Regions from separate parts of the Homo sapiens genome. Here region 2 is linked to region 1. Evidence: read pairs that join two places in POLR2A ChIA-PET (ENCODE). Cell type or tissue: OCI-LY7. All regions are shown on one strand.

Region 1 (2,500 bases):
TTACAAACGTAGTCACAAAAATCCTATAAAGCAATTATAATTTTACTTGTTTTTTGGAGGTGTAAGTTGAGTTTAACTTTCCAGCCCCCAAAACAAAGTTTTTTCTACCCTGGCTTACTCCTTGGCACTTCCTTCCACATGTTTTCTATTTGGTGATGGTATCTTTGTCCTTGTAATCACCTGTGTTCAAAATCCTGGGGACATCTTTGGCTATTTCTTGCTGAAACTCCATTCACCAATTACAGATGGATAAATTGTCAATGAAAAATAAAAGAATATAAAACAAAAACCAACAGCTCACAAATATACTAAAAATATCTTACAAGGGGAAAAACTTTCCTAACTATGATATAAAATATAAAATATGTCATTAAGACTGTCAGAAAACTTTGACCATAAAATCTAAAATGTAAAACATGAACACAATTCTGTATTTTAAAAAAACACAGTATAAAAGTTAAGAAAAAGACCAACCAGGAAAAATTAGCAAAATATAAAGAACCAATACTACTAATAAGGAAAAATTCTCAAAATCAATTACTGATTTTTAAAATTTTTAACAGGAAAATGGTCAAAAGACAGGCAATAAGCAGTTAAGTACAGAGAAAATATAGTTGACTAATTTAAGTGAAAACAAAATGCTCAATCTCACAAAGAGTTAAGGAAATACAATGGGATGTCAGATTTCATCTATCAGGGAACAAAAGACTGATTAACTCTTGGGGAAAGCGAGGGGAATTAATTATTGAAAAAAGTATACTTTGGCAACTTTTAAAATTCGGTTAAAAGGTTTATATGTACTTTTCTTACCAATACCAAGGAAAATAAAGAAATCATATATCTGGGGCAAAGTTTTTCCTAAGGGATAGTCATTGTCATAAATAACAACCATGTTAAATATGAGAAAAATGTGACAACTACTAACGTGTCTTAAGAGCTGGGAAATAAACCCAAACGCCTCTTGACCAAGCGGTGGGCTCTGTTCCTGTAACTGCTTCTGCTTTATGTCACTGTCCACTGTGCTCTCAACTTTTCTGTCCTAAAGGTTTTTCCCCTAATGTGCTGTTTATTTTCTCGATCAATGTGATGTTATCTCTTCACCTAGTAAACTCTTCTTGATTCTTCATCTCTCACCACCCTCTAGCCCATGCCCACCAGTCTTAGGTATCCACAGTAATTTAGGAATGCTCTCTCCTCTCTCATTCCATGTTCAATATCTTTCTCCTCTGCTGTATTTTTAAGTTCAATGGAGACAGAGATCATATCTGATGTGTCTGACCTTTGCTGTATGCCTAGCACTTAACTTAATGACCGGCACCTGTTAGGCACTTAATAAATTCTTTCTGAATTAACTAATGAAATTACTTTGTATGTATACTATGGAATTCATCCTATTTATTCATTACAATGATGTCATGAGTACACTCAACTATTCATCCATTACAATGATGTCATAGCATATTTAATGAAAAGTACTTCATGATATAAAACTGATTAAAAGCACTTATTCTCGTACATACCATCCCTAACTCTCAGGTCGCAAGACAACTATCTGCTTTGAGGTCATTACAACTAACCACTAATTATGTCTTCAGATATAAGGTCATTGGTCACAAGAAGCTCAAGGCTTCCGGGTATTCCATTATACTCTGGATTCTAATCTACATAAGGCACCAAATATAGTTTTTTTTTTTTCCTGACTCTTATTTTCTTCTTTTCCCTAACTCTTTCAACCTTTCTGCTGTACTCTCCAAAAGCCAACATCAGTTTTCAGTAAACTCTATAACCTCAATGTTTCCTTCTCCTCTTGCTCTAATGAAAACCCAACTTCTCTGAATTAACCCTTTCCCTTGAAGCCTCCTTAAAAGGTGCTTCTTTTGTTCTTTCATATTTCTCATAGTCTGGAGCCTGAAGTAGAAGAGGTATTCTCCTTGCTCATTACCTTTTCCAGACTATCTTTACTCCTTCTAAAACATCTTCAGCTTCTCATGTTCGGTATTACCAGACAATATGTTCCAGCAATACCCTTCCATCACACACATCACTTCTACTTAAACCTTGAAGATTTTTAGTCACTGGGATCCTCCTAATTATACTCCTTTCTCTTGGTCATGATCTATACAATTATATAACCTGTAACTGCAGGTTTGATAGTCTCAATTTTAAGCACCCCCACTTGCTGCCAATTACATATGAGTTTTTCAGTTCATCTTTTTTTTGGCCTACTTTATCGACTCCTTGACACCAAGAAATATTAGTGCAGTCTATACATTGAGTTCTTTCCTTAAACTCTTTAAATTCTATAACTCTTCATTATAATTAGTTTCTTATATAAAAGTCAAATTTCTTACCCATATTCCTTTCATTGTATTTGTCTAGGAAGCATCCAATTTTGGTTCCACGCAACTGCAACAAGCTGGAAAAATAAAACCCACAAAACAGTGCTGGTATCGTCTCATTTCAAATTCATGGTTATTAATCTTAAGTGGGTCTTTATTAC
Region 2 (2,500 bases), 1.5 Mb after region 1:
GCTGATGAGGTGTGTATAGTGATGGTTACCTCTTGGAGCCAAACATGGCTATCTCTTGGAGCAAAATGTGGGAAATGCTGTAAGTGTCCAAATATCACGGAGATGCAGGAGTGGGAGCAGTGACTGGCTACAGTGTCATGAAAGGCTCCATCTGAGCTGAGCCTTGGGAGACTGGCAGTGTTTTGCAGCTGGTGATGATGGAAAGAATCCGAGGGGCTGAGGAAAGCAGGTGAGCAGAGGCCCAGAGGCAAAACAGTGAAGCACGGTGGGGGCAGGACTGGGGACTGCTTTAAGTCCTATGTTGACTCATGGACTCAGACCCCTGAGCAGCAGGGAAGCATTGCGTGCTCCTCATCAGAGGGTAACATGGTGAGAGAGGATATGGAAGTGCTTTTTAAACTTAATTCTAGGTACACATGGCAGTGTTAAGGGTGATCGGGCTGTGCTTTGAGAAAATGTATCATGAGGACAACTAAGTAAGAAGCACAGGAAGTTCAGGCCAGAGGATGAGCCTGAAGGAGGTTGGGGTGATGGGGCTGGAAATGAAGAGAAAGCAGAGGAGTGTTTTGAAGGTGAGGAAGAGGGAGAGTGGGACCCACGATGACACTGAGCCAGAGAGTTTTAGTTTGAATGACTGATGGGAAGATGAGATATGGAGCCCTAGAAGAGAAGCTGTTTGGAAGTAAGAACATTTATGAATTTAGTTTTGACCCATCCCTTTACTGAATTAGTGAGCCTCTTCCAGATTAAACCAGCCCGTGTGCCCTCCATTGTCCTGAAGGGGCTTGGGTGACAAGAAGATAGAGGAGACAGAAGTATATACCACAGGATAGGGGCTCGGGCTCCCATGGCCTCTTCCTCCTCTGTAAGAAAAGGACTGCATTTGTGGAAAGGGGAAATGAGGCTCCAACTCCTTTCCAGGAGATGAGATGTTGTTTCCTGGAAATGTCTGTTCCCAGACCCCCATTGGGAATGATTTGCTGCCAGCCCTGTCGTTGAGTAAATTTCTTCATTTTGTTAGGCTGAGGCGGATGGGGGCGGATGTGTGTTGACTGTGGAGTACATGAACATGTGGGCTCAGGGTACAGATGGGAAGAGGCCCAGAACTGGGTGACACATCATATTTTCCCCACAAACATTCAAAAATGATGTGTGCTTTTCTTAGGGGAAAAAATCAAAAGGAAAATACTCAAGACGTTATAATTCTGATTGCTCTCTAAATTGGAAAAGGTTTTATTGTTTTGGGTTTTTTTGTTTGTTTGTTTTTTGAGACAGAGTCTCGCTCTGTTACCCAGGCTAGAGTGCAGTGGCGCGATCTCTGCTCACTGCAACCTCTGCCTCCTGGGCTCAAGCGATTCTCCTGCCTTAGTCTCCCAAGTAGCTGGGACCACAGGTGCCCACTACCACGCCTGGCTAATTTTTGTATTTTTAGTAGATACGGGGTTTCACCATGTTGGCCAGGCTGGTCTCGAACTCCTGACCTCAGGTGATCCGCCTGCCTCAGCCTCCCAAAGTGCTGGGATTACACGTGTGAGCCACCGTGCCCGGCCGCGTTATCTTAAGCTTTACAGCAACCCTAGGAAGGAGGTTATTATTATATTCACTTTACAAATGAAGTGACTGAGGCACAGAGAAATTAAGTTACTATTTCAAGGTCATATAGTAAGTGGCAGAGATTAACTTGAACTCAGATATGTCCAACTCTAAGCTGTTACATTATAATACATGAGCTTAAGAAAAGAAGCTTCTGCTTGAAAGTATGGGAAGATCTAATAATGTCTAGCTAAGTGAAGTAAGATGAAAGAAAAGAAAGGGACCAGGTCTCCCTGCAGGGAAGAAACAGACCATAAGGAAGATCAACCCAGCTGGGCTTGAAATGGCTTCCAGGGAAGAACCTCAGCAGTTTATAAACATTTTAAAATATAATCTAAAATGACAATATACTTACATTGTTCAAAAGTCAGAATGTAAATTTATAGAGCAGAAACGCTCTTATCTTTGCCACCCACTGCAGTTCTGACCCTCAACCCTTGCCCTTGTTTCCAAGAGACAACTCGGCCTCCCAAAGTGCTGGGATTACAGGCATGAGCCACTGTGTCCAGCCTGGAAAAGTTTTTGAAACTTACTTCGCAAAAAAAATTTGGTTTGAAAATAGCCACATGGGTAAAACTACATAATGAGAAAGCTCTCTGTCCTCTAGAGAGGGAATGGAGAATAGAAGTGCTTGGCTAGCATTCTCTGGATTGTTGTCTTTTCAAGAAACCACCTTCTGCTACCTTAAAAACAAAAGGAGGTTTAACAGAATGCAAATGGAAGTGAGAATGGGAGACACACAGATGAGAAGACAGCAGAACTTGGTGAGTAAGTGACCACCCAAACCAAGGGAGGAATCAGTGATGACTGAGTGACAAGGTTGTGAAGGGAGCCAGAGAGGTTAAAACAGAGAGAAAAAAATAACAGGTTGGTGATGGAGGGAGGATGAGAAATTTAACTTGGGAAA

Evidence for each region. ChIA-PET counts read pairs that join two places held together with the same protein. Peaks named below come from ENCODE experiments on the same cell type or tissue, not always from the same donor. Only the 100,000 strongest peaks of a DNase experiment are listed, where the experiment ranks them.
Region 2: POLR2A ChIA-PET joins it to region 1 with 7 read pairs; 2 of 35 experiments call an interaction of 5 or more read pairs at or near these places.

What each region holds. Positions count from the first base shown.
Region 1 is chr5:117,855,480-117,857,979 of GRCh38, forward strand. All of the region lies in intron 1 of LINC02147 (long intergenic non-protein coding RNA 2147), which reads left to right. Among named protein-coding and RNA genes, the nearest start is that of LINC02147, 130 kb to the left of the region's middle. In OCI-LY7, no CTCF peak of the experiment used is centred here; no DNase peak of the experiment used is centred here.
Region 2 is chr5:119,326,209-119,328,708 of GRCh38, forward strand. It overlaps a transcript of TNFAIP8 not described here. Among named protein-coding and RNA genes, the nearest start is that of TNFAIP8, 29 kb to the right of the region's middle. In OCI-LY7, no CTCF peak of the experiment used is centred here; a DNase peak (open chromatin) is centred at 1,066; H3K4me3 peaks cover 1,132 bases; H3K27ac peaks cover 1,254 bases.